Linked DNA regions of Homo sapiens: region 1 is linked to region 2. A link is an interaction called in ENCODE POLR2A ChIA-PET data of the cell type or tissue named here. Cell type or tissue: A673. All regions are shown on one strand. Each heading gives the region's core, and the rest is flanking DNA. Links, peaks and the distances in the headings are about the cores only.

Region 1 (5,384 bases), core at 106-5,105, 74 kb before region 2:
AGGGGAAAAGTTGCGATAACAAAACGTGATGGTAATAACTTATCTCATTTTTCTCCTGGCAGAAAACTTGAATACCAGAGCATCCAGTTCTAACCCACAGACCTGGCAGCCTAGTGGGAGAATGAGTGTCTGTACTTTTTCTGCCTCCAGTCACCCTCCCTGAACTCCTGCTGACCACCCACCATGCCTGGAGAGGGTCTTCCATATCCCTCTAGCCCAAGCTAGAACCTGAAATCTATTTGTATTTATTTAAACTGGGCCTATTCTTTCCACCTTCAGTCCAAGGTCAAAGTTGTCTTCCAGAGACTTCTTTCCTTCTTTTTTCCAGAGAAAAAAATGATAAAACTACCTATAATTTATCAAGACGCTACCGAGAAGTTAACCCTCATAAGAACTTCACAAAGTAGGAGTTATTCTCATTTTACAATTGAGAGGTTCAGAGAGATTGAGTCCATTTTCCAACATTCCACAGCTCATGAGACGTGGAAGCAGGATTCAGACCCACAACCTTCAGGTTCAAAGCCTGGGTTCTTAATCCTCATGCTACATCCCACTTTGCCAGGCCTAGGAAAGTGCCCCTGATTTGCTGCCCTCTTTGGGGAAGCTGCTACTCTATGCAGAGCCTCTGTTTGCTCATAATTTTTTTTTTAATAATAACTACTGGGATCTCATTCACATGCCACAAAGTTCACTCTCTTTTTTTCACTCTGTCACCCAGGCTGAAGTGCAGTGGCACGATCTTGGCTCCCTGAAACCTCCGCCTCCTGTGTTCAAGCAATTCTGTGCCTCAGCCTCCTGATGTAGCTGGCATTACAGGCACGTGCCACCACACCCAGCTAATTTTTGTGATTTTAAGAGAGACGGGGTTTTGCCATGTTGGTCAGGCTGATCTCGAACTCCTGGACTCTAGCAATCCACCTGCCTCGGCCTCCCAAAGTGCTGGGATTACAGGCATGAGCTACCAGGCCTGGCTAAAATTCACTCTTTAAAATGTACAGTTCTGTGGGGTTTAGTATATTCACAGAGATGTGCATTAATCACCATGACTGCCCACTTCCGGAGCATTTTCATACCCCTGGAAAGAAATCCCATACCCATTACCAGTCCCTTCCCAGGCCCTCTCACCCCCAACCCCAGTCAACCATTAATCTCCCACCTGGCTGGGTGGATTTGCCTCTCTGGACATTTCATATAAATGGAATCATACAATCATATGTTATGACTTGCTCCTTACATTCAACACTATTTCTTCAAGGTTCACCCGTGTTACAGCATGTATTAGAACTTTATTCCTTTTTCATGACTGCATAATGTTCCATTGTGTGGATAGATCACATTTTGTTTATCCATTCAGCAGTTAATGGACATTTGGGTTGTTTTTCGTTTTGGCAACTACAAATAATGCTACCGTGAACATTTGTGTACAAGTTTTTGTGTGGACATATGTTTTTAATTCTCTCGGGTATATACTTAGAAGCAGGATTGCTGGGTCATACGGTAACTCTATTTTAGCTTTTTGAGAAATTGTTAAGCTGTTTTCCACAGCAGCTGCATCATTTTATGTTCTCACCAGTAACGTATGAGGGTTCTAACTTCTCCACATCCTCTCCGACACTTGTTAATGTCCATCTTTTTTTTAATTATAGCTCTGCTGTTGCCAGAAAAAGAGTCCCAATCCAGACTCCAAGAGAGGATTGTTGGATCTCGCACAGGAAGGGATTCAAGGTAAGTTACAAAGTGCAGAGAGAGGATAGTTTATTGAAAGCTACTCAGTCACAGAATAGGGCATCCTCAGAAAGCAAGAGGAGGAACACGCCATCTCTGTCTTAAACTTTTCTCATATAGGAGTCTCATCTATGTAAAAGCTAAGATAAATTATGTCTGCGTGGGTGGGCTGACAGCATAAAATTTAGTATTCTGTTGATTTAAAGAAAGTATCTTTGGCATTTTAGTACATAAGTACATCAAAGCATGACTATAGTCATCTTAAAAGCATATCTTGTTAAGGATAGTGGGACATCTGGACTTTTTGTTATTGTAGGAGTGTGTTCTTGCAGGTATTTTTAAGGTGTTTCCTCAACTGTAAACATCTTAGGACCATGAGTCATGACTGGCAAGGAACGTGCCTTGATAGTTTTAAGATGGAGTTGATTTTAAAATGATGTCACCATGGCTCTCCTATGCTTCTGTTTCCCTAACAATCCTAGTGAGCGAGAAGTAGTATCTCATGGTAGTTTGTTCTTCATTTCCCTAATGATTAATGATTGTTGTGGTTTGGCTGTGTCACCCCCAACCCCCACCAATTCTCATCTTGAATTGTAGCTCCCACAATTCCCACATGTTGTGGGAGGGACCCAGTGGGAGGTAATTGAATCATGGTAATTGAATCAGTCTCTCCCGTGCTGTTCTCATGATTGTGAATAAGTCTCATGAGACCCCATAAAATTTTATAAAGAGGAGTTTCCCTGCACAAGCTCTCTCCCCCCTGCCACGATGTAGGATGTGACTTGCTCCTCCTTGTCTTCTGCCATGATTGTGAGGCCTCCCCAGCCATGTGGAACTGTGAGTCAATTAAACCTCTTTTCTTTATAAATTACCAGTCTCGGGTATGTCTTCATCAGCAGTGTGAAAACGGACTAATACAATGATGTTAGCATTTCTTCATGTGCTTATTTGTTATTTGTGTATCTTCTTAGGAAAAATCTCTATTCATGTCCTTTGCCCAATTTGGGGTTTTTTGTCTTTTTATTATTGAGTTGTAGGAATTCTTTATCAATCCTGGATACAATTCTTTTATCAGATATATGATTTGGAGATATTTTCTCCCATCCTATGGGTTTTTTTTTTTTTTTTTACTTTCTTGATGGTGTCCTATGAAGCACAAAGGCTTTTAATTTTGATGGAGTTCAATTTATCTATTTTTTTATTACTTATTCTTTTGGTGTTATATTTAAGACACAATGGCCTAATCCAAGGTCATGAAGATTTACTCCTATGTTTTATTCTAGGAGTTTTACAGTTTTAGCTCTTACGTTTATGTCTTTGACATATTTTGAGTTAATTTTTGGAGATGGTGTAAGGTAAGGGGACAACTTTATTCTTTTGCATGTGGACACCCATTGTCCCAACACTATTTGTTGAAAAAACTGTTCTTAATCTATATCCTTATGCCATTACCAATCTTTGTTGAGTACTATAGCTTTGTAGCAAGTTTCAAAATCAGGAAGTGTGGGTCCTCCAACTTTGTTTTTCTTTCCAAGACTGTTTTGGCTATTTGGGGTCACTGGAAACTCCATATGAATATGAAGATCAGCTGAAGTCCATTTCTGCAATAAAAAAAAAAAGCAGTTGGAATTTTGATAGGGATTGCATTGAATATGTAGACCAATTTAGGGAGTATTGCCATCTTAACAATCCAGGAACATGTTATATCTGTCCATTTATTTAGATTTGCTTTAATTTCTTTCAACAATGCTTTGTAGTTTTCAGAGTATATGTCTTGTGCTTTAAGTTTATTTGTGTTTTATTCTTTTGATGGTATTGGAAATAGAATTATTTTGAATTTCATTTTCAGGTTGTTCATTGTCATAGATAGAAATACAATTGACTTTTGTAGGTTAGTCTTGTATTCTGCAAACTTACTGAACTCATTAATTAGTTCTCATAGTTTTTTTATTCCTTAGGATTTTTATACACAGTATCATGTTATCTATGAACAGAGATAGTTTTACTTCTTCCTTTCCAACCTAGATGCTTTTTATTTCTTTTTCTTGCCTCACTGCTCTGACTAGAACCCTGCAATATTAGGAGAAAAGCATCTAGTCGTTCACCATTAAGTAGGATGGTAGCTGTGGGGTTTTCACAGATGGTCTTGATCAGCTTGAGGAAGTTCTCTTCTAGTCTTGGTTTGTTGAATATTTTTATGATAAGACACTTGGATTTTGTCAAATGCTTTTTCCCTATCTATTGAGATGATTATGTGGGTTTTGTCTTTCATTTTATTAGTGTGGTATATAACACTGATGTTCATAGACTTTTTTTTTTTTTTGAGACAGAGTCTCACTCTGTCATCCAGGCTGGAGTGCAGTGGCATGATCTTACTCCAACCTCCAACTCTCCGCCTCACTCCAACCTCTGCCTCTCGGGTTCAAGTGATTCTCCTGCCTCAGCCTCCCAAGTATCTGGGATTACAGGCATGCGCCATTGCGCCTGGCTAACTTTTGTATTTTTTGGTAGAGACAGGGTTTCACCATGTTGGCCAGGCTGGTCTCGAACTCCTGGCCTCAACTTATCTGCCCACCTTGGCTTCCCAAAGTGCTGGGATTACAGGTGTGAGCCACCGCACCCAGCCCATAAGCTCTTAAAGTATGGATTTGAGAGAAAACTAGAATCATATCTAAATATCAGGCCTTTAATCCCTGTAGGAGGAGATGGTACACATGGCATTGTCGATTGATCCTGGGAATATTTGACACCACTCAGTTTAATATCCTGAGCTCCAAGGCAGTCATTCCCTCTGATTCATCCCAGAACAAAGGACGTCTTAAAAACCTCTCATTACAGGAACTCTCCTCCTACGACAGAGATAAGTGGTAGGCCTGGCAGTGAACTTAAAGAGTATCAAACAATCCCTTGACTAAAAATTGTACCTCCTTAAGAAATAGACCTTTCATAATTGTGCAAGACAGAAACCACAACTCAAACCAACATAAGTGAAAAGGAGATGTATTCGAAAGCTATTGGGATTGTCAAAGAATTGAAGCAATTACAGCTATCAAAATTTCACATGTGGCTGGGCACAGTGGCTCACGCCTGTAATCCCTTCTCTTTGGGAAGCCAAGGCAGGTGGATTGCATTGAGCTCAGGAGTTTTGAGACCAGCCTAGGCAACACAGTGAAACAATGATGAGCAATGATGGCACCATTGCACTCCAGCCTGGGTAAAAGAGTGAGACCCTGTCTCAAAAAAAAAAAAAAAACAAAAAAAAACACAAACAAACACACGTATCCCAAACATATATACAACTATTATATATCAATTTTTTAAAAAGAATTGAAGAAAGATCTGCAGGGATCATGACAGCTCCGAGAGCCCCAAGATTAGAAGTGGAGACCAGACCCTCCAGGGACTTCACCTCACCTTTCTGCCCCTCTGGTGTCCCCTCATGGCAGAAGACACAGCTGCCACTAGCTTGGGGTAACTTCCCAGCCAGACACAGAAAGAGAAATCCCAGGGAAGGACCCTGATTGGCCTATCCTGGATCATGCACCATCTGGACCAGTTGCTGTGGCCACGGAAATGGGCTTCTCTTAATGGCCCAGCCTGGGCTACAGGGCCCTCCCCAACTGCTGGGGGCAGGACACTGTGATGGAGTAGGAAAAGAG
Region 2 (5,384 bases), core at 234-5,233:
TTAAACCCAGGAGCCAGAAGTTGCAGAGAGCTGAGATGGCACCACTGCACTTCAGCCTGGGTGACAGAGCGAGACTCTGTCTCAAAAAACAAAAACAAAAAATATATATATATATATATATATATTTAATGTCCAATTTTATGGTCTTAATAGCAAGAAAAACACATGCTAAGTAAACTATTTATCTTAGTTTAATCCAAATATCTTACCTGGGTTCCTTGACATGGCTGGAACTGGCTGGGAGCTGACAAGTTGGGTCATGTATGCCTTCTGAAAACTGTATTTTAACCACAGTGATTTGCAACAATGTGTTACTTTGGGAGATGGATTGAGAACTTCTTTAGTTTCATAAACAATGCCATCATGTTTTTTCTTCATGTTTTTTCCCTGTTGAAAAACATATTTTCAGAGGCTTTCCCCCATTTCTCAGTAAATATTTGGTATTTTAGATAAATATTAATGTTTTAACAATATCAGCAGCATTTATTCCACATATAAGAGAGTTATGGATTGGGGTAGAAGGTGGACCAGAGTGATCCCTAAGGTCTTTTTCGATTTAGTTAAACATCTTTCTAGGCTGCCGCATCCTTATCACCTATTACACCGGCCTGCATCCTTATCTCCCATTAGTCTTTCTTCTCTCTCTCTCGCTTTTTTTTTTTTTTTTTTTTTTTTTTTTTTTTGAGACGAAGTTTTGCTCTTGTTGCCCAGGCTGGAGTGCCATGGCCCCATCTCGGCTCACCACAACCTCTGCCTTCTGGGTTCAAGCAATTATCCTGCCTCAGCCTCCTGAGTAGCTGGGATCACAGGCATGCGCCACCACGCCTGGCTAATTTTGTATTTTTAGTAGAAACAGGGTTTCACCATGTCGGCCAGGCTGGTCTCAAACTCCTGACCTCAGGTGATCCGCCTGCCTCAGCCTCCCAAAGTGTTGGGATTACAGGCGTGAGCCACAGCACCTGGCCTCTTCTCTTTTCAAGAGCCACATTCCATCAGGGGAAGTGTGTAAATTGGTACACTGAGAAAAAGAGAGACAAATGGGTATAGCCAAAATAAAGTAGATCAAAACCTAGAGAGGCGGAGAGGGGTGGAGATGGAATACAACACACTCTTTGTCCTATTTCCTCATGTGTGTGTGTGTTTCCTCCCCAAAACAATTCTCATAGTCCTCTTTGATCCTTCATACACACACATTCTGTCTCTGCAGACACTAATATGAAGATTACTCTTCCGCCCCCTTTCCCTTTTCCCCTCCAATATTGTAGAATCAATCCAAATGAGATGAAGAATTGCATTAGGACTTTTTTTTTCTTTTTTTTTTTTGAGACAGAGTCTTGCTCTGTCGCCCAGGCTGGAGTGCAGATCTCGGCTCACTGCAACCTCTGCCTCCTGGGTTCAAGCAATTCTCCTGCCTCACCCTCCCGAGTAGCTGGGACTACAGGTGCGTGCCACCATGCCCAGCTAATTTTTATATTTTTAGTAGAGACGGGGTTTCACCATATTGGCCAGGCTGGTCTTAAACTGCTGACCTCGTGATCTGCCCTCCTCAGCCTCCCAAAGTGCTGGGATTACAGGTGTGAGCCACCATGCCCGGCCGCATTATGACTTGTTGTCTTCCTGGGCATTTAATTCTTTTGACTTGAAGGGTGGCCACAGAGTTCAAAACTTTCTGTTCTACCTCCTAAATCTACCTTCTATTCTAACTTCTAAATCTAAGTTACTGGAAAGGGAAAGAATGGCTAAGACCACAATGAGCTGCTAAGATAATAGAGGTGGACTTCAGGAGCCTTACATCAGTGCTGTCTAATAAAAATAAGTGAACCACATATATGATTTTAAGTTTTCTAGTAGCTACATTTAATAAGTAAAAAGAAATGAGTAAAATTAATTTTAATGATATATTTTATTTAATCTAATATATCCCCAAATAAATCTAAATATTGTCATTTCAACATGTAATCAATATAAAAAATTATTAATGAAATATTTTACATTCTTATTAATTTAAGTCAAGTCTTCAAAATCTGGTATGCATTTTGCACTTACAGCACATCTCAATTCAGACTAGGCATATTTTGGGTGCTCAGTAGCCACATGCAGCCAGTGGCCACTGTACTGTACTTTACTGGACGGCCAGCCATACAAACCAAGGGGAGAAAGATTGTCAAATAGAATTGTGACTCATCGTTTTTCAAATGTACCATATTTTCCAGTGTAGACTGCTACCTCAATGTATTGCTTAAGTTTGTAATTCAGGCCAGACTGGGGGATAGGGAGCTGAGAAATGAGGTGTTGTGGGTTTCTGGGCATTTTTAGTGCCTTGGGCAGCCTGGCATTTTAACTGGACTCATTAGGCAAACTTCTGACCCTAATTTGATTTGTCAGGTAAGACATGCTGTTCAGCTCATGTGTCAGAGCCAGATCAGCCCTGGATGAACTGATAAAAGTACTAAAATTCCTGGCCGGGCGCGGTGGCTGACGCCTGTAATTCAGCACTTTGAGAGGCTGAGGCGGGCGGATCATGAGGTCAGAAGATCAAGACCATCCTGGCTAACACGGTGAAACCCTGTCTCTACTAAAAATTCAAAAAATTAGCCAGGCGTGATGGCACGCACCTGTAGTCCCAGCTACTCGGGAGGCTGAGGCAGGAGACTGGCTTGAACCCTAGAGGTGGAGGTTGCACTGAGCCGAGATCGCGACAGAGCGAGACTGAAAAAAAAGACAACTATTCCTAAATGAGCAAAGTTGATAATCAAGATGTAGCTACCAGGCGAGTTTCTTACCTGAAAGAGCTGGCCGGCTGACAGCTTTACCCATTAGCCCATTGTGAAACTGTCATTTTGTACTAGTCATTCATGTGACATTGCTAGACAACTGAGAATAAAATATCTAACCACAGCCTTTTAAATTAAACTATCAAGAATGTTGGATTTTATTTTTCCCAAGTAGGTTTTTATTATAATTTCCCCCAAACAATACTGCAGGATGTTAATAGGTATTCATTGAAAATAATTAATGCTAATTATATTTTTCATCTAAAACTTTTTTTTTTTTTGAGACGGAGTCTCTCGCTCTATCACCCAGGCTGTAGTGCAGTGGTGCCACCAAGCCCAGCTAATTTCTGTATTTTTAGTAGAGACGGGGTTTCACCAAGTTGTCCAGGCTGGTCTCGGACTCCCAACCTCAGGTGATCCATCCACCTCGGCCTCCCAAAGTATTGGGATTACACGCATGAGCCACCGCGCACAGCCTAAAACTTATTTTAAAATATATGTCAGGACCAGAAGTGGTGTGGCTTATGCCTGGAATCCCAGTACTTTGGGAGGCTGAAGTGGGCTGATCACTTGAGCTCAGGAGTTTGAGAACAGCCTGGGCAACATGGTGAAATCTGGTCTCTACAAAAAAATACACAAATTAGCCTAGTGGTTGCGCACACCTGTAATCCCAGCTACTCAGGAAGCTGAGGTGGGAGAATCACTTGAGTCCAGAAAATTGAGGCTGCAATGAGCCATGTTTACACCACTGCATTCCAGCCTGGGGTACAAAGTGAGAGTGAGACCCTGTCTCAAAAAAAAAAAAAAATTGCATAATTACCCTTAAGAAATGTTGGCCCTACCTGAAAATATTATATAACCAGGAAATCTCAGAATTCATGAAAGCATGAGAATATATCTGCAGATGCTTCAGCAACCATTTAGTTGATGTATGTTGTCTATTTAATAATTACTGGTTTATGTTAGGTATCTTGTCATTATTATTATTATTTTCTTTTTCTTCACTTTTCTTTTTTCTTTTTTTCTTTTCTTTTTTTTTTTTTTGAGATGGAGTTTCACTCCTTTTACCCAGGCTGGAGTGCAATGGTGCAATCTCGGTTCACTGCAACCTCCGCCTCCCAGGTTCAAGCGATTCTTCTGCCTCAGCCTCCTGTGTAGCTGGGATTACAGGTGCACACCACCATGCCTGGCTAATTTTTTATTTTTAGTAGAGATAGGGTTTCACCGTGTTGGCCATGCTGGTCTCGAACTCCTGACCTCAAGTGATCCACCCACCTCGGCCTCCCAAAGGGCTGGGATTACAGGCGTGAGCCACCATGCTGGGCTAAGTCTTATTATTTTGATATATATTTACGAAAGTTTTTACTTAATAAAATAATTTATTTCTTTGTGGGTTGTTCTGATATAAAGCTTAAAATACATTAGAAGTAAAGCTTTTGGCCAGGCACAGTGGCTCGCGCCTGTAATCCCAGCACTTTGGGAGGCCCAGATAGGTGGATAGGTGGATCACTTGAGATCAGGAGCTCGAGAGTAGCCTGGCCAACATGGCAAAACCTTGTCTCTACTAAAAGTACAAAACTTGGCCAGGCGTAGTGGCGCATGACTGTAGTCCCAGCTACTTGGGAGGCTGAGGCAGGAAAATTGCCTGAACCCGGGAAGCAGAGGTTGCAGTGGGGTGAGATCGCACCAGTGTACTACAGCTTGGGTGACAGAGCGACACTCCATCTCAAAAAAAAAAAAAGTAAATCTCTTATCATTTCTTCTGTCCATTAATTATTAATTCATCTATGGGTTCACATTTTGCTGTCTATGTGTTGTAGGTTAAATAACAGCTTCACAAAATGTCCACATCCTAATTCCCAGAACCTGTGAATATGTTACCCTACCAGGCAGAATGGACTCTGTAGATGTAATTATATTAAAGCTCTTGAGATGAAGAGATTATCCTGGATTAGCTAGGCCCAACCTAATCATATAATCCTTAGAGAGGGAGGCAAGAGGGCCAGATTCACAGAAAGAAATGTGACAATGGAAGCAGAGGTCAGAATGACATGAGAAGAATCTATCTATAACCCAAGGAATGCAGGCAGCCTCTAGAAGCCGAAAAAGATAAGGAGATGGATTCTCTCCTAGAGCCTCCAGATGGAATGCAACCCTGCCAACTCATTTTAGACTTCTGACCCCTAGAACTGTAAGATAAATTTGTATTGTATTAAGCCACTAAGTTTGTGGTCATTTGTTACAGCAACAGTAGAAAACTTATATACTACGTTAATCTGAGTGCATAATATTGTTAGTAAATTGTCGTTTTATTTAATTTTTTTTTAATTTTTTGAGACAACGTCTCGCTCTGTCACCCAGGCTGGAGTGCAGTGGCCCAAGCTGGAGTGCAGTGCCGCGATCTTGGCTCACTGCAACTTCCACCTCCCAGGCTCAAGCAATTCTCCTGCCTCAGCCTCCTGAGTGGCTGGGATTACAGGAGCTCACCACCACGCCCAGCTAATTTTTGTATTTCTTACTAGAGATAGGGTTTCACCATGTTGGCCAGGCTGGTATCAAACTCCTGACCTCAAGTGATACACCCCCCTCGGCCTCCCAAAGTGCTGGGAT

Evidence for each region. Peaks named below come from ENCODE experiments on the same cell type or tissue, not always from the same donor. Only the 100,000 strongest peaks of a DNase experiment are listed, where the experiment ranks them.
Region 1: POLR2A ChIA-PET joins it to region 2 with 6 read pairs; 4 of 35 experiments call an interaction of 5 or more read pairs at or near these places.

What each region holds. Positions count from the first base shown.
Region 1 is chr6:36,351,362-36,356,745 of GRCh38, forward strand. It overlaps a transcript of ETV7 not described here. Among named protein-coding and RNA genes, the nearest start is that of BNIP5, 17 kb to the left of the region's middle. In A673, for the core only: no CTCF peak of the experiment used is centred there; a DNase peak (open chromatin) is centred at 2,350.
Region 2 is chr6:36,425,705-36,431,088 of GRCh38, forward strand. It overlaps PXT1 (peroxisomal testis enriched protein 1), which reads right to left. Exons shown (of 5, transcript NM_152990.4): 3 at 210-387. The coding sequence starts at 378. Among named protein-coding and RNA genes, the nearest start is that of PXT1, 14 kb to the right of the region's middle. In A673, for the core only: a CTCF peak has its summit at 3,398; no DNase peak of the experiment used is centred there.